Linked DNA regions of Homo sapiens: all the other regions are linked to region 5. Evidence: chromatin loops called from intact Hi-C (ENCODE). Cell type or tissue: PC-9. All regions are shown on one strand.

Region 1 (5,000 bases), 71 kb after region 5:
TGGGCATATTAGATATATAATAAGTCCCCCCTTATCTGTAGGGGATATGTTCCAAGACCCCCAGTGAATGCCTGAAACTGCAAGAAATACCAAACCCTATATATACTAACTTTTGTCCTAAACACACATACCTCTGATAAAATGTATTTTATAAAATAGGCACAATAAGAGATTAACAGTGACAACTAATAATAAAATAGAACAGTTGTAGCAATATAGATAAGAGTTGAATGTGAATGTGGTCTCTCTCTCTCTGTCAACATCTCATTGTACTATATTCATCCCTCTTCTCCTTGTGATGAAGAAAGAATAGAGAAGGATAGCATGAAATGTTATCACCCTACTCAGAATGGCATGCAATTTAAACTTATGAATTGTTTATTTCCAGAATTTTTCATGTAATGTGTTTGGACCATGGTTGACTGTTGGTAACTGAAACCACGGAAAGCAAAATCCCAGATAAGGGAGACTATTGTGTTTTCTTTAGGAAAATTCCTTTAAAAGCTTATAGTGAGCTTATAGTGGCTAGCATTAGGCCTAAAATACTCTGTTGTGGGCTTTTCATTTCCTTAAAGTAATAGAAAGGTTTGTTTTTTTAATTTAAAAAGAATTTCTGATTTAGGGAAAGATTGCAATTAATAATGAGTATTATGATCAACAGCTACATGTACATATCACTTTTAAGATCTTTAGAGAGCTAATTACTTAGGGAAGATTCAAAGACATTTATATAGTTTATTTAAGTATCCAAATGCACTACAATTATTTGTAGTTTTTAATCTAAAATGAGCCTTTTAGAAAACCTCAATCATACAACTACACACACACACACACACCCTACATATATACTTGTTCTAACAAAGCTAATTTCTTCTGGAACTTGGTAAAATTCTGGAATTTGTGAATACTAATAGAGAAATAAAAAGGGTATTAACTAGAGTTTTTGTTCTAATCCTGTTACTACCTACCTGTATGTACTTGAGAAAATTAAACCTTTCTAAGCCTGCATTCTCACTGACAAAAATGGGGATAATGACAGAAAATTTATAGAGTTTTGAGGAGTAATAAAGTTACTTATGTGCTGGCACATAGTAAGTGTTCAATAAGCACTAACTTTTACTTTCTGTCTCATCTAGATGTTTCTGTTCTTTTGGGAAGGAAGCAGCAAGCATTGTTTAAAAATATCTTCCTTCTTTTGCATTTTTTCTCTTCGAAGATTTAAAAGAAGAATTACACAAAGAACTAGAACTGCACATTTGTTAAGATTGTCCTTTTAAAATTATTTTCTGTTACAAGGAAAAAATAAAAGATTGATTATAGTGTCATAATTCTTCAATCTTCCTCATCATTTTTTTAGTAGAAAGGAATGTGCTTGATGTAGTCAAGAAAAAATGAATAAACTAGCTTTAGTGATACTGAGAATCTATGTAAGTGACTGGCTTTGGTTGATGGATGTCTTAAATAGTAGGCTGAAGAATTTTATATATTGCTTGTATGCTAAGGACCAAGAGGAAGTGGGGGACTCTGGGACCAAAAGCACAAATGAGATGTTAACCTGAGAAACATGTCGCTTAGTCTCCTCCTCATCTGGGACAGGATGGTGCAAAGTTAAGTATGGGGAAGGTACAGAGAATACTGTATTTGAAAGGAGAGGGGAGTGGAGCTGTGAAGCCAATTTCAGGTGCAATAGAAGGGAATACATTCACATAAGCTGTCTTCTTTATAAAGTTGAAAGTGAAGTACCATTTGTACCTCACAAGAGTGAGGTAAAAGTGGAATTGCAACTTGAAAAGCATGGAACATATGTAACATTTTTAGCATCTCTCAGTGGTCCCTAACAGGAATATGAAGGCAAGATCAGGAGAGGTGGCTGAGGATGTGTGATTGGCACTGTGGGCATGGCAGAAGTGAAAGATTCTAAGTAACAGGTCATACAGAAGTATCCGACTCCCAAGTCCAGTGTAGATAGTCAGGGAGATGTTGCCAGAGGGAGTGGATAAAGAGGGATGATTGATCCAGATGTGACCATTAGGTTGTCATGGTCTATGCAAGACCAGATTAGGGAAGAAATAAACACTAATGGATAATGAGGGGAAACTGAAGAACTTAGCAGAGATTAGAGTCATAAGTTTGTTTCCATGGCTGAGGTAGAGTCTAGAAGAATATCTGTGGCAAGATGTCAAGTGAGTCATCAATGTGAGTAATGAGGATACTGAGAGAAGATGAAGTTAGAAAGGAAAACTTGGGGGCTTGAAGTCATTGGGGTATATAGATGTCTGTTGGGAACCATAAAAGATAGTGGCAATCATGTTCACCTCTCTTTGATTGATTTTCCTTTCCAAATAAAGGATACATTCATACTGTGAGCCTTGAATGACTGTACAAAATGGAAATGTGATATAGAGGGCAAGGTCTTATTCTAGGAGAGGTGACTTTTTATTAGAATTTCCATTGAATTGCTTCTTAGGAGGAATGGGGCCTCCAAGGCCCATGGGTGTCAAATTTAGGATTTTAATTATTTTGTACTCTCAGTGGAACTTTATTCCTTAAGAATAAGATGTCACGCCAATATGAGAGTTATTAAAAATCATTTTATGAAAAATACTACCTGCACTAATATAAAACCAAACCTGTATTTCATTGTATTATGTTTGGTTAACAGTGTAGCAGCAATTTATTTTTCAAGGTTTTCAGTATGACCTTTTATGACCTAAATCAAGTGTATTACAAATGGTTGTTTGACTTTTTTAAAAAATGAAGAATTATATGGCAATTAAAAACTTTAATTTCTTACACTGTTTTGTTAGAGATTTTATGAACATTAATTTCAACTTACTGTTTTTTTCTTGGATTTTATACTAAGCAAATACAAGAAATTTTACTAGATCAGGATGCAGGGAATTTTTAGAAATATTTCTTTGCCAAGATAGTTATTCTAGATATATAAGGATGTGGGGACCTCTGGTGGCTTAGTTTATTTTTCTATCTTAAAAAACAACTATGCAAAATAGAGAGCCACACACAGAATTCCAATGGGAAGGACTTCAGAGATCGTTTAGTTAAATTTTTTCATTTGACAGGAGAGGGCACTGAGGCTCATAAAGGCTAAATGACTTTTCCAGGATCACACGGCAGATCTCAAGCAGCAACCCAGTCCAAGAACACTTTCTGCAGCTTGCAGCTGCCCCCTTAGAGAGGAAATAATCAGATAAATGTGAAAAGTAAATATCCTGTAGCACATTATTCTATAATTCCATACATTTTATCTTAAAAAGGCAACTTGCATCCATGCCATCCTCCACATCCTCACTCCCTCTACTCAAGGTCTTATTATCTCTCCCATGATTGCAGCTGCTTCCAGACATTCTCCCTGCTCTTAGTCTCTTCTTTGGTGCATACACTCCTTACCGCTGAAGTTACCACTTAAAAACTTGGACCTGGTCATGTCATTCCCTTGCTTAAATGTCACCTCTGAGATACCAATGCTTACAGTTTTCTTAATATGATTGACAAGACTTGAAAACAGGTCCATTTGGAAAAAAATGGTATTTTTAACTACTTCTAGTTGCATTCTTTATTTATCAAATGGAAGTGGTAAGATTTACCTCAAGGAATTGTTTAGAGAGTTAATCATATAAAGCCCCTAATATAAAATACCCAGCACACAGTAGATGTTTAATGGATGGTAACTCTTATTGGTGGATTTAGCTCACTGTTTCATAAATTTCTACCCTACTGAATGGAGAGCTTCTTGAGGGCAGGGACTTTGCTGTCATGTTTGTAGGGCTTAGTGCAGTGCCTGAGCACCTACTATGGGGGAAAAATTAATGAAATAAAATAACGTATGTAAAACACCTAGCATGATGCCTGGTTTGTAGTTATAATTCAATAAACAGTAACTATTGGCAAAATCTCACTTATTCTTAAAAAGCCAACATCAAGTATTAGTTCTTCTATAGAGCACCCTTAACAGAATTAGCTTTCCTGTGTGCACTCTCTCCCTAGGCACCACCTTCCTCTTTGGCTGCATTTCCCTGGCCCCTGACAAAATTAATCCTTTCCTACCTCTTGCTCTCATACTCCAGGAAGGATGGTTAGTGGAGAAAATAAGGGTTTTTTTTGAATCTGACAAATCTTGGGCTGAATTCTGGCCATGTGACTTGCATGCCTTTAGGTAAGTTAATTAAGCTATTGAGCCCCATCTATAATTGGGGGTAATAAGGGTAATGACACTTAGCATATGGGGTTATTAATGTGTTGTTCTATACTATTAAAATATTGATCTTCTTTAGAGCAGGAAATAGGGTCCTATTAATCTTGCCTGGTATATAGTAGGTGCTGAAAAATACGTAATAACTTGAATATGGCACTAAAACCTTGTTAATGTCAGGAAACCATAAATAAAAACAAGAACAATACAATTGAGGCATCACAGAACATCAAGTGGAGAAAAAGTAGAATTAAAAATGCTAAAGCAAAAAATGGTGTTAAGCAAAAAAGCTGTAAAGCCAATACTAAGAGTTTTTTTAAAAAGCAGAATAAATGACAAAACATAAAGTTCAAACAAATAGTAAAAATATGGTTGACATTAGAATGGATAGAGAAGATGAAAGGCAAAGAGAAAAGAAAAAAAAGTTTTCACATAAAGGGATGGGAGTTTCACATAAAGGGATGAGAGTGGTAGAAAATGCAGCTCGAGGAGAAAGATCTTAGTAGCTACAGCTTTACACTTCCAGAATTCCAGACACTGACTTGTTTCACCCTCACAATCACCAGGGAAGTAGTGATCTTAGCCCTCTTTTTAGAGTTGAAATGGTTCATCAAAGTTAAATGACATACTAGTTAACACACAAGCAGACCCAGGGCTTAGAAACAGATCTCCTGAGTACAAGCCCAGTGCCCCATTACCTCATATAACCTATGTTCTAGAAAGGTAGATGATTCAATATATTGATAATGTATAAATTAATTTACTTGGCATTTAATGTCTTAGGCTTAAG
Region 2 (5,000 bases), 1.7 Mb before region 5:
AGGGACTTTAGACTGCGGTAGATTTCGATTTTATTCCAAGTCCCATTGGAAATCACTGGAGTGTTTTAAGGTAGGGAGCGTGTGTGTGGAGTGACTTACTCTGATTTGATTTCTATAAAGATCACTGTGGCTCTGCGTGAGGAATATTGGAAGGCCAGAGTAGAATTAGGGAGAAATATTGGGAAAGGAATGTTCTGATGGCTTGGCCCAGTTGGTGACTGTGCAGATAGACTGAAGGGGAAGGATTTAAGATACATTTTGTAGGCAAAGCTGCCAGGATTTACTTTTAGACAGCATAAGAAGTTTGAAAGAAAAGAACAATCAAGGAAAATTTCCAGGCTTTTAGCTTGAGTAACTAGATTGGTTTTGTTTGCTTGTTGTTTCTTTTTGGAGATGGGGTCTCACTCTGTTGCCCAGGCCGGAGTGCAGTGGCGCGATCGTGGCTCACTGCAGCCTTGACCTCCCAGGCTTCAGCGATCCTCTCACCTTAGTCTCCTGAGTAGCTGTGACTACAGGCGTACATCACTACTCCTGGCTAATTTTTTCGTTATCCGTGAAGATGCCTCACTGCATTGCCCAGGCTGGTCTCCAACTCCTGGGCTCAAGTGATTTACCCATTTCAGTGCTCCAAAGTGCTGGGATTACAGGTGTGAGCCTCTGCCCTGGCCTGAGCAACTAGATTGTGACCATTTACTGAGATAAGAAAACTGAGGACGAAGCAGGTCTGGGGTGAATCAGGTGCTATCCCTTTGGACAGTCACATGACTGGTGTCTGTTCAGCACCCAAGGGACCATCAAAGAGGCTGTTGTGGAGAGGGAATCCGAAGGTCAGGGCCAGAGATAGAAATCTGGGGAGTCATCCACTATATAGGTGATGGGTTAAAGCCTTAGAACTCTTCTTTTCATGAATCATTGTTGTTCTTTAGGTTGTAATGAAGTTTTAGGCCTCAGCTTCCCTGAACTGGAGTGTTTTTCCTTCACCTTTTCCGGTCTCTGGGTTGCATCGCCAGACTGTCTCTAAGCCCAACAAACGCGTTCCTTCCAGGCAAAAGCAGGAGATGACACACACCATGAGCCAGATTTTCCATGGCAGACTTGTAAGGAACAAGATAATCTCATTGTTCCTCCTGCTACTTAAAATAAAGGTAATATTGATTTTATAGTAGCAGTTCAGGTCCTAAGGCATGATATTGATTAAGTGTCTGATGAGAATTTGTAGGGTAGTCTCCCAGACCTGCAGCTACAGGGCATCTCCCCACTGGGCCAGGCCTCTGTGCTGACCTCCACTGTTATAAGTGGTGTTTTTCTTAGGAATCCTTAGCCCTGTTTAGTCTACGCACTGTCCAGAAGCATTTATTTAACCTGATGGATGGCTCAATCCAACCCATCACCTTAATCTGACCTTAAAGATGGGAACCTAATGTTTTTGTTCTTAGTAAATGTGAAGACTAATTTTGACACTGTTTAGAATTATTTTCTTATTAGTAGCAGTAGATTTCATGAATTTTCTGCTGTGAAATTTCCTATTAAAATACTATAATCTAATGTTAAATGACGAGTTAATGGGTGCAGCACACCAGCATGGCACATGTATACATATGTAACTAACCTGCACGTTGTGCACATGTACCCTAAAACTTAAAGTATAATAAAAAAAATAAAAAATAAATAAAATACTATAATCTGACTTTTTTATTTTTACTTTTTTACTTTGGAGCCTGGCTTTATGAATTTTTTTTTTAAACAGGGGAAGGTACCTCTTTTCAAGGTGTCATTATTAAGCCCATGGGACTCTTCAATTTTAATGTTATATCAAAGAGAGTAAATTTCTTGTGATTATTGTGATATGATGCATTCAACTTGCAGGTCAGGTTTTATATCATTTATAGATCAGATTCTGAAGATATCTTCAGTCAAATTTAATAACAATCAAGGAATATATTATTCACCGGCCTGAAGTATAGAAAGAGTTCCCAGAAATCATCTAAAAATAACTGTTTCATATAAAACATTTTGACTTTCTATTGTAATAAGATTAATATATTTTTCTCCCATGTCTAATTCTGGCTGGATTGTTCATGGGGTTGATGTGAGGATTCAGTGAGTTAATATAGGCTAAGGTGCATAATATAATGCCTGACACATAGTAGATGCTCAATTTATGTTAACTACTGTTAGCTGCTTTAGCCTGTTGTTAACTGCAAACTCCTTTTACATTACCTAGCACAGGCCTGGGCACAAGTATGATATTTAAGTAGATGCTTAGTGACTGATTGATGTCTCCAAACATTTGGGATTTCCTTCCACATTTGCCATAGCACAGCTTGTTTTATGTCTTTTCTAAAATGGTCTAGGTACCTGACATCCTTTGATCCTTCATATGGTTACACTCAAAAGGAGCCATATGAATTTTGACCATTTGCACATCTGCCTGTCTTTTTGGTTAGCTGCCAGATAGAGCTCAGGTTTTAAATCCTTTGCAGTTAAAAGAGATAATAAATGTTAACATTCCTAGTACAGTGCCTGGCACAGAATGTGTAAATATCATTTGATTCGGAAACATGACTGCTGGTCAATTCGGCCTCCAGGGAGACAAAACTAAGGGGTGGGGTTGTGGCTTTTTTTGAGGTAGGGGATGGAATAGATATTTCTTACCCGAGTAGAAGATGATGCCGGGGGATCTAATGCTTCTTTTAAATTTCCCTTTTGATGCACAAAGGGGCAACTCCGTGTAGCAGGACCTTGGTGGGATGGATAGGCAGCTTTGTAAGTGGAGAAATGGCCTCTGTTTAGCTTATGAGCACAGAGTCATTTTGGGGGTGGTTTATGAGTCATCTGAAATATGCATTTAATCTAGATTTGTGGCCTGCTTGGTGAGGCTGCTGCTTTTTTATGATCTCAAGTGTCTTGTCCATGTCAAAACTTGCCTTGTTTTTTTGTTTACTTTGAATCAGAAAAATGTTCACAACCACCCTTGGAATTCCTCCTCAAGTGTGCGTTTGGTCACATCACCCCTGGCTACCACCAGTACATGACTGTTTATTTTGGATGTCCTTTTCTGATGTTCAGCTAATTTAACCCACAATGAAGTTAATCCTTGCTTCTTTGGAAAAGTACAGATTTACTTATTAGCTGCCTTCCAGAGACATTTGCATTTTCATGAAAGCGAGTATATAATTACATTGACTTTTGGACTCATCTACCCACATATGTGGTGGGCGCCTTTTGAAAGTCAGGATTCAGAGTAAATCAGAACTGTCTTGAGTTAGCTGAAGTTCTCTTTAAGGTTAACAATAAATGTATCTATGACAAACATGGGGATGTGGTATTGCATATTCGATTATGTCCATTTATCTTTCCTTCTTCTGGGTGAGAGGGGAGATGAAAATGGAGCTACCTTGGAGTTCATGTTTTCACCTTGATTCTCCGCATTTATAGCATACTGATTGAAAGCATGGCTGCCAGAACCATATTACTTGGGCTTGAGTACTAGCTCTGTCACTTACTCATTGTTTAACTTTGGGCGGGGTACTTAATTTCTCTGTACCTCAGTTTCATAATCTGTCAAGTGGGGATAATTATGGTAACCACCACTGAGCATTGTTATGAAGATCAAATAAGTTAATTCATGTAAAATATTTAGAGCAGAACTTAGTATATAGCAACTGCGATACAAGTGTTAGATATCATTTTTATTAGGGTTTAGTAATTGCATAAATAAAAGAGATGAAAGTCTAAATTATTAATCAGGGCCATTTATCTATGAGACACTACAGGCATTGTGTCTAGCCCTGTGGGTTTACATTAGTTAGGGTAGGTTATTGCTGCAACGTACCCTAACTTGATATGATTTTTGCTGCAAAAATCATATCAAAATAGTCTATAATGGCTTAAACATAATAAAATGCATTTCTTGTTTATGTAACAGTAATGAGTAGGTAAACAGGGTGGTAGGACATTTTCCTCTCTGTATTCATTTAGGGATCTAAGCTGAAGGAGGCTCTGCCATCTTCCACACAAGGTTTCTAAGGTCACCTTAGGTTATCTCTATTCCAGCCAGCAAGAAGGGGAAAAGAGCTGCAGAAATGTGTTTAGGGGTTTTTTATGGGCCAGACCTGGAAGTGGCACTCATCACTTCTGTTCACATTCCATTGGCCAGAACTCAGCAGGAAGAGGAGGAAAACAGCTGCCACTCATCTCAGCCACAGAGTTTTTCAGGGGTCTCTAAAAATGTATGAGACTTGAAAAAAATGTATTGACTCCAAACTCCAGACATAAAATTGCAGAATTGAAATGAATAAATGTTTAACTAAATGCTTATAAAATGGAGCCTTATATCAGCTTCCAAAGTTGTTACAGTTTGTATGGAAAAAAATGTAATTTCTTCCTAACGAACCTCCTTGCTTCTTTCCCTGCCTTCTCTACTATATTTGAAAAGATTTTGTAAGTTGGAATTTGGAATTTCCAAGAATTCCCAAGTACTATCCAGTGATTGCTGAGAAATTATAATTAGTCATAAATGAGTTTCTCAAGGCCAAATAAATTCAAACGAAAAATCTTCTCAAATTATTTTGCATTGCAGAGAAACCTTTTAATGTGAAATATGAATACAATTTAATATGTTTATTTTGATGTTGAGTGAGGCCTTCAAAAGTAGCAGGATCATGGCCTACAGAGGTCTTAACATTCCTATTGTATGCAGACACATTTCAATTGCTTTGAAAAGGTGTATGTTGAAGGTAACTAAACACATTTTGCATTTCAAGCTCAGAAAATTTCCCCTTTAGATTCCCTTTTCTTTTCTCCTTTTATTTTCTAATAAAATATTTACTGCTGTGATATCCAAGAACATGAATGATACTGCATTGAATAACCCAGGTGCTTGGTCTGGTGGATGCCAGTGCCAGAGAAGAAAAGTGCCCTATTTTTTCAGTTATCATGTTTGAAGGCGAGGCTTTGGTCTGCCTTCTGAGTCATTCTTGGCTTCTTGGATGATAGAT
Region 3 (5,000 bases), 360 kb after region 5:
CGTCAACACCTCCCTCAAAGTGTGGGGCTAGAGCAGAACAGAACAATTCAGATTTGGTCTTAAAGGGGAATATCCAATCACAATGGAAACCCATTATGGAAAGCCCAGTTACACAACAGCATCCATGTCTCATCTTATTAATAGCCAACCCTGCAATGTCAATATTTAGCTTCTTTTCTTTTGTTGTTGTTGCTAATTACAAATAATACTGAGATGAACTTCCTTGGAAGCATGTTTATCGACATAGCAATGGGTGGTGGCATTACATGTGGCCTGTTTTCTTGGTGATTTCCACCTTTTCAGCACTGTATGGGATTTCCGGTCTTCACCTGAAATCCTCCCCCCCATCTTAATTATTTTAAAATTTTAAATAAAAAAAGAAAAAATATGTAGAAATATGATGATGTCTAAAAGGTATTTTGAAAGACTTGGAGACCAGGCACAGTGGATCACCTGTAATCCCAGCACTTTGGGAGGCCAAGGCAGGCAGATCATTTGAGGTCAGGAGTTCAAGACCAGCCTGGCCAACATGGTGAAACCCCCTCTCTACTGAAAATAGAAAAATTAGCTGGGTGTGGTAGCATGTGCCTGTAATCCTGGCTCCTCCAGAGAGAGAGAAGAAGGAAAGAAGGAAAGGAAAGATGGAAGGATGGAAGGAAGGAAGGAAAGAAGGAAGGAAGGAAAGAAGGAAGGAAGGAAGGAAGGAAGGAAGGAAGGAAGGAAGGAAGGAAGGCAGGCAGGCAGGCAGGCAGGCAGGCAAGTGGGAGTGAGGGAGGGAGGGAAAGAAAAGAAAGGAAAAGAAAAGACTTGGTCCCTGACCAGAGGTGGGGGAAATGGAAGGGAAAGAAGACCAAAGAGCTGGCTTGTAATGCTGGATCCCTGTTTACACAGGCTCGGTGGAGATGTGAGTGGGATATCCAGGCAAGATGATGCCACAGGATGAGCGCACTTCAAAGCTGGAAGGAAGCCTGGTGAGGGAGCAGGGCAGAATCTTCTCCTGGACTGTGAGGGTACATACGGTGGATGTGTATGGCTTCATTGAAGATGCCAGTGTGAGAGGGAAGAGAAAAAAAAACAAAGGTCAAACACAGGGACCACTACGGCCAAGACCAAAGATCCATCAGAATAGGGGAGAGAGAACGTTCCCATGTCTTTGAAGCCCAGGGAGCAAGAGGGCGAGGAACCAGCTAAGAGTGCTGAGGACTTCAGGGAGGTGGAGGAGAGTCAAGTCAGAGAAGAAACCACTGGGCTGGTCATGCTCAGCTCAGGGATTCCCTTCAACAGGATGAGGTGGATGGCAGCCAGATTGCCAAGGGTGAAAAAGTGGGTGAATGGGGGGAGGCAGAAACAAGTGTGAGAACAAGACCAGTTGCTGCTGATGTTATATGAAGCACGAACATGGTGGGCACCTACTATGTGCCAGGCATGCATTCCAGTTTTTTAAATTAATCTTCAAATAAGCCTTGCTGGGTAGGCATCAACATGCCCATTTTACAGAGGAGGAAACTGAGGAAGTGGAGGCAGCCTGTATGGTCTTCCTAAGGAAGGAAATGGATGGCATTGCCAGGAGTAACCAGAGGTAAAGGAACATTCAGTTCCAAATAGGCTTCCTCTCTTCTCTGCCCTTCCCCACAGTTCCAGAGCTCTCGCAGTGTCAGGCTGCCAGAAGGAAGACAGGATGCAGACGGGGCTGGGCTGTCAGGATTCAGGACCCAGAGACAGACCTAGGCGTGATTTTCGGGTTGACCCTGGGCAAGTACATTTCCCTGTGTGAGTCTCAGTTTCTCTGTCTATAAAATGGCATGGGGGTATTTCGAGGCCCCTCGCTGCACCCCTCTATGTACCATGTGTTTTGCTTTCTGTATTCTGATGCTCTGGCATCTGAGGCCTTGTTGACCTTGGAGAAACTCCCTCCCAGGGTCCAGCCACCCCAGAGCCCACACCCCAACTGCCTCTTTGATCGGGTTGCCATGCCCTGGCCACTACCCACCTGCCCTAATCATGCCAGGGCTAGGTACAAAACAATTAGGAACAGCCCCTGTGCCCCAGAGCCCCTGAAGTATCCCAACTTGCCAGTCCTCAGCCTGCCTGCCCTGCCTTTCCTCTTCTATCCTTGGAAGCCACAGTAAAAGCCCCTTGGCCTCAGATCCGCCCTGTCCCCTCCCCAGGCTCTGCTGCTTCCCCTTGTGCCCCGCGCACTGGTGTCCCCCTCCTGTTGAGAACATGAGTAAGAAACTGTCTTTTTAATGGCAAGAGGTCCTGATATAGTGGCCTGACCACAGCTCAAATTTTCTATTCATACACTACGTTTTTAAACAGCGCCTTTATTTATCCATCCCTTTTTCGTGCTTTCTACATACCAGGCGCTGCCAAGAGTGCTTTAGAAACAGCCACCCATTTCCTCCTCACCAAAGCCCAGTGAGGTAGGCAGCACTGCCACCTCTGTTTCAGAGAGGGGGTAACCCAAGCACGGAATAGCGCAGTCCCTTGCCTAAGGACACACAGCGAGGAAGCGCCCAGCGGGGACTCGAACCCACGCACTCTGGCTCCAGAGTCGATGCTCTTAATATTATGTTGAGCCGCTCTCCGTGATCCAGCCGTAAGGGGACTAATTAAGGGACAGCAAACTGAGCTGCCTAAATTTCTCGTGTGTGCGGCCTGAGGTGGGCCGGCTGTCGGCCTGCATTTGGGCGAGCAGTACAGGGCGATCTCAGGATGTTCACCCTCCCTGCGTCTCCGCGCGGGCCAGGCTGGCCGGGCTCAGCTGCTCCAAGTCCAAGTCCTAATATGGAAGTCGTGCCCCGCCGCAGAGCCGGACCTGTTGTGTCTTTGCCTTTCTACGCATCTGCGCCCACCTCGGCCCAGAACAAGGATTTCAAAAAGTGCCCCGCATTTTGATTTCAGAAGGACTCACCCCAAGCCGCGGAAGCAGAGAGAGTGGCCAGGATAAAGGCACGGAGCCACATCGTGGAAGGGCGACAGTTCTCGGGGCCTGCGAGGTCTCTGTGCAGTTCAGAGGGACTGTGCTGTCCAGCCCTGGAGCCCAGCCCCGCCCAGAGTTACCGCCCTGCGCTGCCAATTGCCTAATCCTCTAATTGGGAGAGATCAGAAAAGCCCTCCCTTTCCTCAGATCTCCCTGGGCTTCTAGTGGGGCCTCAGGCCACGCCCACCCACAGTTTACCCTCTTTCATCAAACCAGTCTGGACTCTACTGTCAGATTACAGAGAGCTGTAAACTTGCCCAACTACTTGTTACATAAGGGTTCACCCTTGCAGGACTCTAACCTCAGTGCACTGTGACGGCCCCCAAGGGCCCACACCAGCAGGCAGATGCTTTTAGGCAAAGGGAAGCTTTGATCTGAGGTCCTCAGAAACAACTGGAAAATGTTAGAGCCACTCACACCTCACAGCTCAGCTGGGTAAGTTAGGACATATCTCAGCTCCCAGGGCTTGTGTTTTCATAGCTTTCCAGGCTCTCAAGCTTGGAAGCGATCTTAAATTTCATCGAGTCCCCTTTCTGAGGCCTGAATTAGCTTCACAATATCCTGCCAACTGGTCCAGCCTCCTGTCACACACCATCGGTGTCAGAGAACTCACTACTTTCCAAAGCAGGGATTTTTGGACAGAATGTAAAAATGAACTCCGTCCCCCCATAGTCCCTGGCTGTTATCATCCATCCATCCAAGTACCCATCCATTTTGTGAACATTTACCAAAATGCTTGGCACCTGGCCATGTATAATGGATACAAAGACCAATTCAAGACATGGTTCAGCTTCTCAAGGGGCTCACCATTGTAGACAAGACAGATGGGGTGGAGGAGCAGTAGGGGTGATGTCAAGGCAATGTGAAATCACCAAATTAAGGGGATACAGAGTGCTCTGGGCACACCTGGAAAACTGTCATTTACAAGCTGCTGGGGACACAAGGAAGTCACTCAAAGCCTCTTTCATGGGATTATTAAATGTCCAACAATAGGGAATTCACTAAACACACTGTGGTACCGCTGGCTAAGGAAATACGATGTATTCACTCAAAATAGTGATGTGCACAGCTATTTATTAACAATGAAGACAGGATGCGTTGTGAAAGGAGAAAATAATAGGTTATAAACTGTTGTGCGGTGTAGGCAGTTCCTCAAAAAGTTCAACACAGAGTTTCCATATGACCCAGCAATTCCCCTCCTAGGTGTCTACCGAAGAGAACTGAAAGCATGTCCACACAAAAGCTTGTACACAAAGAGCAGTGTCATTCATCCTAGTCAAAAAGTGGGCACAACCCGCATGTCCATGACCTGATGAATGTGTAAATGAAGTGTGGTGTATGCGTGCAGAGGCATATCATCCAGCCATAAGAAGAACATGCTACAACGTGGATGAAGCTGGAAAACATCATGGTAAAGGAAAGAAGCCAGCCACAAAAGGCCACATGTCGTATGATGCTTTTTATATGTAATTTCCAAAATAGTCAAATCCATGGAGACAGAAAGTGTTTGACAGGGTCTGGGGAAGGGGAAAGAGACGGGGATGAGGAGTGACTGCTAATGGGCATGAGTTTTATCTTGGGGGTGGTAAAAATGTCCTGGGATTAAATAGTGATGATGTTAGTGCAACTTTGGGAATATACTAAACACCACTAGATTGTACACTTTAAAAAGGTAAACTTTATGACATGTGACTTATATTTCAATAAAATAATGAAATATTTTTGAAAATCTAGATAGGTATAATATGGTCCCGTTTTGGTAGTAACATATGTCTTTATTTGCATAGGAAAATACTGGAAGTCTATATATCTAATTAGAATTACAACAGCCATTTCCTGGCTGTAATCTTGTCAGTGTTTCACTTATTTGCATTTTCCACTTTTATTCCTTCATACATTCATTGACAAATATTTACTGAGAGCTTACTGTGTGGCAAACACTATGCCGAGAGTTTTGTATGCAGGATCTCAGTTCTCAAAATAACCCCGTGAGATTAATGCTGTCTCACGATCTTAA
Region 4 (5,000 bases), 59 kb after region 5:
CAGCTCATATTTTCATATGAAATACTCTGACATGTTTTGGTTTTCTTATTGTATTATAGAGTAAAACCCTGCTGCTAGCTTTAATTAACAGAGCTAATTACATCTTTTCTATATTTTCAAAGGAAAATTACTCAAACAGCTTTGAAATTTCTGGGTCGTGCTATGTTCTTTTCAATGGGATTTATAGTTGCTGTAAAAGGAAAGATTGCAAGTCCTTTGGAAGCACCAGTTTTTGTTGCTGCCCCTCATTCAACATTCTTTGATGGAATTGCCTGTGTTGTAGCTGGGTTACCTTCTATGGTATCTCGAAATGAGAATGCACAAGTCCCTCTGATTGGCAGTAAGTACTTGTAAGGTAACGTAGATAAAATATTTTCATGCTCATGCTTTAAATTAAAATAATCATATATAGTTCATTGATAACCTTTTTAAAAAGTTTAAAATAAACATTTCAAACATATTTACTTTATTGTAATAAGTTACTACATGGAAATAGTATATTTATGAAAAAAGATTAGAGACTTCCCTTTTATAGCTTCATAACTCTTTAAAACTTTTTATCACTATGTCATTGTCTTTCTGTTCTTATATATAGCCAGAAAGACTAGTTTTCAGATACTATCCATGCCTGATTTGAGAGAATTTAATCCATGTTTGATTTGAGAGAATCTATGAAAACACAGGTATATGCTGTTTGATGAATTTATCTTCAGGATATTAGGCTGCTAAATGCAGTAAGTGATTTCTCCTTACTCTGTTTTCTTCATTATTGCCCCCCAAATCTCCATGAGGGACCTATGTGTAGCTCTTTGAAAATTATGATGTGGGACAATAGGTACTTCCTGCCATGAAAAATAATGACGCAAGTGAAGTGTTTTTCCTACCAGATGCTTTGGTCTCCCTCAAGAATTGTCTCCAAGTAACTACTCCCTGTTGTCCCAAGTTTATTGCAAACATCAGATGATGAGAGAGTGTGAAAGTTCCCTGATGTTGCCTCAGTGCTCTGGAGAAGTAATAGTAGTTCTTGCAGCTTTGTCATTCAGCTAAGACATTTTTTTTTTAATGTAACTACCATGCTTTGTGTAATATGGCTTTTTCCTGAAAAATTGTGTAGCAATAGATCTTTGGTAAATTGAAGTTGATTTTTCGTGTGTTAGGAAGCTATTTTAAAAAAATGTTCTACTGAAAATTGCAGTATTATGAGTAATGGTTACTCCTACTTATGTGTACTGTGAATTCACGTAATCAGTTTTCAAGGTATTCCTAAAATAAAACAATAATCTTGTAGCATATCCCAAAGGTTTAATGTCAATTGAGGAAGAAGACCTTTAGGGAGAAAATTACATTTGCTTCCTTTTGTATTTTTGCTGCTTAGTTCTGTTAAATTAATGAAATGTTTTTAGTTGTAAATATCCACTTCTTTCAAAATTAGAAGCTAAGTTCTAATAAATTGTTTTTTAATTGTTCTCTTTGATTTACTCATTTAAATTTTCCATACAATATGTTATATATCCAGTATTATTGCTGTGGTTGCTTTAGCCAAAAAATGGCTTGCCTGTAACTTTTCATTTGTTTTAAAGGACTGTTACGGGCTGTGCAACCAGTTTTGGTGTCCCGTGTAGATCCGGATTCCCGAAAAAACACAATAAATGAAATAATAAAGCGAACAACATCAGGAGGAGAATGGCCCCAGGTAAAACATGGTAGATGTTAATTTAAATATAGTGGGAGTTTATTAATTGTATGTATGTAGACTTACTCATTTGGATCCACAGATAGCAATATCTGTGGACACCTATACTAGGTATTGTTAGCATAATAGATGCAGAGTAAATACAGTAGCCAGTATTAAGAAGTCCTCTTCCCCATGAGATACTCTATGGAATTAAATGTATTATTCTTTTTTATTCTCCAAACTCTTTGAACCAATTTTCTCTTTGTGTTACAAAAATTTGATTCTCTAACTCTAAATTTAATTACCACTTTATAGATGAGATAGGGGATACCTTAGTATCTATTACCATTATACTAAAGTATCTCCTATTTCATATTTTAGAAGCTTAATTATATAAGCTCAGTTATACTCAATATTGTGGTGGGTAAGTGATTAAGATCTTTAATCTCACCTGAAGTATATTTAGATAGTGCTTTTCAGTTCAAGGGGCATATCAAAATCACCTGTAGAACCTTTTTTCAAACTTTACCATCTCACCACTCCCTTCCCTGGAATGCGGGGGTGGGGGGGGGGTAACATTTACTGCAAAATAAGCCAAGGGTGATTCTAATAGTCACTCCTTTATCTTTGCCCAGTTGAAAACAACTCATCTCTAGCAGACTAATAGTCCTACAGTTATCTAGCCACACATGATGACATGAAGATGTTAAAGTCCAAGAGAAAGTATGTGACCAAACAGGTTGTTTTAGAAACCAAAGCATGTAAGGAGTGATTAAAAAGAGGATTGAGAATAGGTGGCATTGGGAGTAGGGTTTGATTTTTCTCTGTGGATCCAAAGACTATATCTAGGACTGGTAGATGGGAGATAACAAATATATAAATTTCAGCTCATTTTGCTCATCTTGAGGAACAACTTTCTGTCCAGAAGTGGAATGGTCTGATGTGGAATCCTTTTCTAGAATTTTCAGGCATTGGCTGAACTACCACTATTGTAGAAAGAAATCAAGCATTAGATATGCTAGGTGACTTTTAATGGCCCTTCCAGCTCTGAGATTTTACGATTCACTGTATACCCATTAATCGTTAGTAGTTTAGTTGTTGAATTTTCACTGAATAAAATATATTTGATATTGTATCCCGTTGTCATAGGAAACCCACTTTTAAACTGGAGAATGGAATTATATCCTTTCATAATTTTTATTTTATAAATAACCTGTTATTGTGGCAATGTAGCCCAATAATATTTTCCCTATCTAATTATCATAAAAACACTTTGCTAACTGCTGTGAGTGCAGGATGTTACTTTATTTTATTTTATTCACTTAGCAATTTATTCATGGCTAAATTTTAAAAGCATCAGAAAATTAAGTTGCTATTTTACTTAATGGGGAAACTAACGTACTGCATATCTTTTACTTTGAAAACATGAAGAAGTATGTTAAAAGCTAAAAACACTGCCTCAAAAAGAAAAAAGATATTAAGTTGTATTCCATATGTCAACTAATTCAAGTAAACATGAAGCACATTGTACACATATCTTTTTTCCTTTGTCCTCAAGACATGCCTGAACTATATGTTGTGGGAGTAAATATTAATGGGAAAACTGAAACAAAGTTGGAAATTATTTGGTTAAGGATATATAGCAGAAGAAAGAATTTAATGTAGCCTAATGCACACTTTGACCATGAATTATGCTCTACATCTTTTAAGTTTATTCAGATCATTAGTTTTATCATTAAGAGACATTTGTTAAGTATATTCTTTATTCAAAGCTTAAATCCATTTTCTAATTAAATTAGACAACACTTTCTTTACAAGAAAATTGAATAATCTGATAGTAGCTTTCATTAGAATCAAATGTTAGCCTTTTATTTTGTTTTTGTTTTTTAAGCATTGGCAGCTGTTTGTGAAGTCATAAGAAAGCGAGTAAAGAGGTAATTTATTAATTAGATTGAAATATTAAATCTATTCCTTTTTTCCCAAGATACTAGTTTTCCCAGAAGGTACTTGTACTAATCGTTCCTGTTTGATTACTTTTAAACCAGGTGAGAAAAATTAAATTATGTATTCTAACAAAGTAATATGTGAGATTTTGCAAATGATTTTATAGAAATACACAAAATAACTCTTTAGCTTGCTCTGAGCATTTTTTTCTTTTCTGATAGCAACTTTTTAACGTTGTGGATCCACAGAACTTACTGCTTTGCTTTCTCTTTTGGGGTCATAATTCCTCTCCCCTTGGAGTGTCCACTCCATGCATGTGCACTTAGGATGTGTGGCTGTGTGTGTGTTTGGGAACCCTCACGGACACATAAGGTTCTATGTCATCAAGTAGAAAACCTATCTCATTATCATTATAATGTCTTCAGATGCTTTCTAAGGTTCACCTCTTTTTTAACATTAGAAGTCAGTGAATGCAGCTTTCATTATAATTTTTAATACTTTAAAATGTTTTTGTATTAGCTGCCAGAATGCTCAGCAGCAAAGTTATGACTCACTTCTAGCAAGTGTGGTAGTTCTTGCTTCAAGCATTTGGTTTCATGTAGCTTTTCTTCTTATTTTTTCTTTGTCTTGATTTTATCATTACTTAAAACAATTCTGTTGAATATTAACACTTGGAAAATGAAAAAAAGTGGAGAAATAAATCAATGAATAAACAAATATTTTAAGTGGCATAGGCACAGCATTTAATATTTTGCTTCAGTAGTTCTTAATTAAAAAAAAAAAATCCCTCATTTTGGTAAGCACTAGGGATTTACCAACATTTAGCAAATGATTTCTGTTACACATACTCTTAAAATATTCAGTCTATTTATACTATTTATTAATTTTCTCTTTATCATAAAACTTTTATTCACATAAAAACACATTATAAACTTTCAATGTGGTTGCAGGAGCCTTCATTCCAGGAGTTCCAGTGCAGCCAGTCCTCCTCAGATACCCAAACAAGCTGGTAAGCACAGTATTTTACCACAGGAAGAATTTCAGTATTCCAAGTAGCACAGATTCTCTGGGACCCCTTTTAATATATAAATAAGGTTGTGAACAGATAAATGGTGGAAGCAAATGGGAGAGCTCATTCTGCTCGCCACATCTAGTTTTTAAAATTTTGCAAGATAGGCACATATCCATTGATACCAATATTAAATATTATTTTGCTATTACTGAACTTCAGGAAGATATTTTCTTAGCCTTTACTCTGTTGTCACCATGTTGGTGTGATTAATTCCCAGATTAGGGTCTCATTAGAATGAATAGTTAAAAATCTGTGATTTTCATTAACTCTAGAAAGAAATTTTTCCTGACTCAGTGGTCATTACTAGTG
Region 5 (5,000 bases):
GTGCTCTGTTTAGCCTTTCCTTCTACCCTGGGGACCACCCCACCATACCCAACTCCAGTTACCGGGCCTGCCTTTCCATCTCCCCATATCTAGGGAAGTATCATTCATTTCTTCAACCATGTATTTATTGAACAGATGTATATTGAGCACCCACTATGTGCAAAACCCTGTTCTAAGTACTGGAGATGCAGCTGACATTCAAGGGCAGGAGTCAATTTTAAAAAGTCAGAAATTAAAGTAACAAGATTGTTTCAAGACAGCAGTAGCTGCCAGAAATGAAATAACACAGGAGTGACTGGTTTTAGGGGATGGTCAGTCAAGGAAGGCTTTGCTGAGGAGGTGGCACTGGAGCTGAGACCTTAAAGATGAGAAGCTTTGCAGTTCAAGGGAACATTGAATGCAAAATCCAGTGGGGACAGATGTGTTAGTTGCGTCCTCCAGGAATCAGAGTCTGAGATGAAGCTATAAGTTTGGGGGACTAAGAAAAAAAAGGGGGAATGAAGCATATTTGAAAAGAGAGAATCTCAGACCTCCACACAGCTCTGAAAAGTATCAACCCACCCAATGGGGAGCTCTGGAGAAAGGATAGAGTCCCACATTTAGGCAGATACACCAGGCTCTAGCCCCCTGCCGTGCTTAACCATTAGCTGGGGCTTGACTGAAAGGAGGATGGCTTAGGCTTAAAGGCTGAGGCTGTCATTTCACTGCATTCTGCTGCTGAATGGCAAGTTCTTTCTTTTTCTTTTCTTTTCTTTTTTTTTTTTTGAGACAGGATCTTGTTCTGTCTCCCAGGGTGGAGTTCAGTGGCGCAATCTTGGCTCACTGCAACCTCCACCTCCGGGGTTCAAGCAATCCTCCCACCTCAGCCTCCTGAGTAGCTGGGACTACAGGCATGCACCACCACTCCTGGCTAATTTTTAATGGAGATAGGGTTTCACCATGTTGGTTAGGCTGGTCTCGAACTCCTCACCTCAAGTGATCCACATGCCTCGGCCTCTCAAAGTGTTGGGATTACAGGCGAGAGCGACTGAGCCCGGTCTGCAAGTTCTTTCTTAAAAGAAGACCCGAGCAGCCACCTTTATGGCCCTCACCACAGGGTTGCTATCTTTCAGGAATAGAGAGAAGGCTAGTGTGGCCCAAGCTGAAAGATCAAGGGAAAGAATGCAAAGATAGAAGCCAGAGCTGGGCCCTCCTCTTTGCCTCCCCAGGTGGCTCTGCACCTCCCACCCTCAGACTGCATTGCCCAGCTCCTGTGCTCCCTGGGATGGACTGGGTTCTGCCAATGGGAAGCCTGGCAAAAGATCAGAAGGAGAGAGGAGAATAAAGTCAGTGTGTTTATTTCCGGATTCCTCCTGGGAGGTTGCCTGGGGCTGGCTGCTTCATTCATGGCCTCTGCTGTGTGCAATTTTCCCTCCTTTTGGGTTCCAGGAACTGCTCCCTCTGGTCAGCCCTCTGGGCCTGGTGCTTCTGGCCCAGGTCCCTGCGTGCCACCCCTTGGCTTCCCTTATACCCTACCCCTGTGCTTTGGAATTAATCCATCATCAGTAAGCTCTCCTCGAATTATCCTTATCCGGGAGGGCCATCTGCTCCCTCCTGGGATCCCGATTGCTGCAGAGAGGTCACAGCAGGGTGTGGAGGGTTCTGCAGGCTGTGGCAAGGAGTTGTGGTTTTATTTAAGAGTAAGTCAAAGTTGGCAAAGGGTTTTAAGAACAGTAACCAGGACTTCTGAGCCTCTGGAGCTTGGAATCCATGAGCCTGGTGTTGAGGAGCCCAGCAGAGAACCTAAATCTTCTGGGATGTCTTGGCCCTGGGGAACGCCCTGCCTCTGCTCCTTAAGGGCTGTGTGTTCCAGCCCACTTTTGGGCCCTTGAATGCTTCTCAGATGTACCTGGGACCTGTGACAAAACCAAGGAGGGCAGGGACCTCGGGTAGAGGGTCTCTGTAGCCTTCATGCTCTTTCTGGCCTTTCCTTCTACCCTGGGGACCACCCCACCAGCCCTAACTCTGTTTACTGAGCCTGCCCTTCCATCTGCTCATATGTATGGAAGAATCATTCATTTCTTCAACCATTTATTTGTTCAACAGATATTTATTGAGTACCTACTATGTGCAAAACCCCGTTCTAAGTACTGGAAACACAACTGACATTCTAGTTCAGAAGTCAATAAAGAAGTCAGAAATAAAAGTTACAAGATTGTTTCAAGACAGCAGTAGCTTCCAGAAATGAAATAACACAGAGGTGACTCATTTTAGGGGATGACTAGTCAAGCAAGGCTTCACTGAGGAGGCAGCACTGGAGCTGAGACCTTAAAGATGAGAAGCTTTGCAGTTTCTTATCTTTAAGATGGGAGGTTTCTCGGCTAAGAGGTTTCTCAGCTAAAGTCTTTCACTGTTTCAGTCAAGACTTTCAGGTTGCAAGTGACAGAAACTCAACCCAGGCAGCTTTAAGCAAAAAACAAAACAAAACTCAAAGTTGAGAGGAGGAGATTTATTGGCTCACAAACTAAAAAGTGAAGGATACTTCTGGCTACAGGCAGGGCTGGGTCCAGGGTTTCCACTGATTTTTTGGCTCTGTTCCCATTGGTGAAGCTTCAACCTCGGGAAGCCTCTATCTAACCTTAAAGGTAGCTCCACGCTTAGGTCAGACCAACTTCATTTACAGGTGAAAGTGTAGGTGCATCCCAAATAGAGGCATAACTCCTAGAGGTTGCAAGTTCAATTCCAGGCAGCCACCATGAAGCAAATATTGCAATAAAGCAAGTGACACACAGTTTTTGGTTTCCCAATACATATAAAAGTTATGGGCAGGGCATAGTGGCTCACACTTGTAATCCCAGCAATTTGGAAAGCTGAGGGGGGAACATTGCTTAAGCCCAGGAATTTGAGACCAGCCTGGGCAACATAGTGAGACCCTGTCTCCACAAAAAAAATCAAAAAAATTAGCTGGGCATGGTAGTGCATACCTGTGGTCCCAGCTACTCGGGAGGCGGATGTGGGAGTATCACTTGAGCCCAGGAGGTAGAAGCTGCAGTGAGCCATGATTGTATCACTGCACTCCAGCCTTGGTGACACAGTAAGACCCTGATTATAAAAAAACCAGTTATGTTTACATTACATTATAGTCTATTAAGTGTGTAATAGCATTATGTTTAAAAAAAAGTACATACTCTAATTTAAAAACACTTGATTGGTAAAAAAAAAAAAAAAAAAAAAAAAAAAAAAAAAAAAAAAAGAGCACCATCATCTGAGCCTTCAGTGAGTCATAGTCTTTTTGCTGGCAAAGAGTGTTGCCTCATTGTTAATGGCTGCTAACTGATCAGGGTGGTGGCTGCTGAAGGCTGGGGTGGCTGTGGCAATTGCCTAAAATAAGACAACAATAAAGTTTGCTGCATTGATTGACCGTTCTTTTCACAAAAGATTTCTCTGCAGCATGCAATGCTGTTTGATAGCATTTTATCTACACTAGAACTTCTTTTAAAATTCAAGTAAATCCTCCCAAACCCTGCCACCACTCCTTTATCAACTAAGTTTATGGAATATTCTAAATCCTTTGTTGTCATTTCAACAATGTTCACAGCATCTTCACCAAGAGTAGGTTTTTGTCTCGAGAAACCACTTTCTTTGCTCATCCATAAGCAGCTCCTTATCCATTCAAGTTTGATCATGAGATTATAGCAATTCAGTCACATCTTTAGGCTCCACTTCTAATTCTAATTCTCTTGTTATTTCTGTCACATCTGCAGTTACTTCCTCCACTGAAGTCTTGAACCTCTGAAAGTCATCCATGAGAGTTGCAAATGACTTCTTCCAAACTCCTGCTAATGTTGATATTTTGACCTCCTCCGATGAAATCATGAATGTTTTTAAGGGCATCTGAAACGGTTAATCCTTTTCACAAGATTTTCAATTTACTTTGCCCAGATCCATCAGAGGAATCACTATGTATGACAGCTATAGCCTTATGAAATAAATTTCTTAAATAATAAGACTTGAAAGTCAGAATTACTCCTCGATCCATGGGCTGCAGAATGGATGTTGTGTTAGCAGGCATGAAAACATGAATCTCATACATCTCAATCAGAGCTCTTGGGTGGCCAGGTGCCTTCTCAATAAGCAGTAGTAGTTTGAAAGAAATTTTCGTAAGGGCCCAATATTTTTGAATTAGCGGGCAAGCATTGGCTTCAACTTAAAGCCACTAGCTGCATTAACCCCTGACAAGAGAGTCAGCCTGTCCTTTGAATCAGGCATTGACTTCTCATCTCTAGATATAAAAGTCCTAGATGGGATCTTCTTTCAGTAGAAGGCTGTTTCATCTACACTGAAAATCTGTTGTTTAGTGTAGCCACCTTCATCAATGGTCCTAGCTAGACCTTCTGGATAACTTGCCGCAGCTTCTCCATCAGCACTTACTGCTTACCTTGCACTTTTATCTTATGGAGACGGCTTCTCTTCTTAAACCTCATGAACCAACCTCTGCTAGCTTAAACTTTTCTTCTGCAGCTTCCTCACCTCTCTCAGCCTTCATAGAGTTGAAGAGAGTTAGAGCCTTGCTCTGGACTAAGCTTTATCTTAAGGGAATGTTATGGCTGTTTTGTTCTTCTCTCCAGACCACTCAAACTTTGTCAGTATCAACAATAAGGCTGTTTCACCTTCTTATAATTTGTGTGTTTACTGGGATAGCACTTTGAATTTTCTTTAAGAGCTTTCCTTTGCATTCACAACTTGGCTACCTGGTGCAAGAGGCCTAGTTTTTGGTCTCTCTGGGCTTTTGACATGCCTTTCTCACTAAGCTTAGACATTTCTAGCTTTTGACGTAAAGTGAGAAATGTGCAACCATCCCTTTCACCTGAACACTTAGAGGCCATTGTAGAGTTATTAACTGGCCTCATTTTGATATTGTTGATTGTAGGGTCTAGGGAGGCCCACAGAAAGGGAGAGAAATGAGGAATGGCCAGTCAGTTGGTAAAGCAGTCAGAACACACACATTTACAAGGGTGATT

What was found. Peaks named below come from ENCODE experiments on the same cell type or tissue, not always from the same donor. Only the 100,000 strongest peaks of a DNase experiment are listed, where the experiment ranks them.
Region 1: it touches region 5 in a loop (7-fold over the local background); 92 of 110 quality-filtered maps call a loop at or near these places.
Region 2: a loop joins it to region 5, with 14 times the contacts of the local background. A loop is called at or near these places in 4 of 110 quality-filtered maps.
Region 3: a loop joins it to region 5, with 5 times the contacts of the local background. A loop is called at or near these places in 90 of 110 quality-filtered maps.
Region 4: it touches region 5 in a loop (5-fold over the local background); 92 of 110 quality-filtered maps call a loop at or near these places.

The regions. Positions count from the first base shown.
Region 1 is chr16:55,540,702-55,545,701 of GRCh38, forward strand. The region is part of intron 8 of LPCAT2 (lysophosphatidylcholine acyltransferase 2); the gene reads left to right. Among named protein-coding and RNA genes, the nearest start is that of CAPNS2, 23 kb to the right of the region's middle. In PC-9, CTCF peaks have their summits at 2,964 (motif pointing left) and 3,164; a DNase peak (open chromatin) is centred at 2,950; H3K27ac peaks cover 297 bases.
Region 2 is chr16:53,765,854-53,770,853 of GRCh38, forward strand. All of the region lies in intron 1 of FTO (FTO alpha-ketoglutarate dependent dioxygenase), which reads left to right. It overlaps LOC124903691 (a long non-coding RNA gene), which reads right to left and starts at 2,874. Exons shown (of 3, transcript XR_007065070.1): 1 at 2,656-2,874. In PC-9, no CTCF peak of the experiment used is centred here; a DNase peak (open chromatin) is centred at 2,918; H3K27ac peaks cover 602 bases.
Region 3 is chr16:55,830,090-55,835,089 of GRCh38, forward strand. CES1 (carboxylesterase 1) reads right to left here and starts at 3,007. Exons shown (of 14, transcript NM_001025195.2): 1 at 2,915-3,007. The coding sequence starts at 2,966. In PC-9, no CTCF peak of the experiment used is centred here; no DNase peak of the experiment used is centred here; H3K27ac peaks cover 266 bases.
Region 4 is chr16:55,528,255-55,533,254 of GRCh38, forward strand. LPCAT2 (lysophosphatidylcholine acyltransferase 2) reads left to right here. Exons shown (of 14, transcript NM_017839.5): 3 at 123-340; 4 at 1,581-1,693; 5 at 3,660-3,720; 6 at 4,570-4,628. Among named protein-coding and RNA genes, the nearest start is that of LPCAT2, 22 kb to the left of the region's middle. In PC-9, no CTCF peak of the experiment used is centred here; a DNase peak (open chromatin) is centred at 2,407.
Region 5 is chr16:55,469,369-55,474,368 of GRCh38, forward strand. No RefSeq gene overlaps it. Among named protein-coding and RNA genes, the nearest start is that of MMP2, 7.3 kb to the right of the region's middle. RefSeq lists enhancers at 393-1,284, 1,285-2,175. In PC-9, no CTCF peak of the experiment used is centred here; DNase peaks (open chromatin) are centred at 1,333, 1,623, 2,283, 3,273 and 1 weaker place; H3K4me3 peaks cover 881 bases; H3K27ac peaks cover 4,193 bases.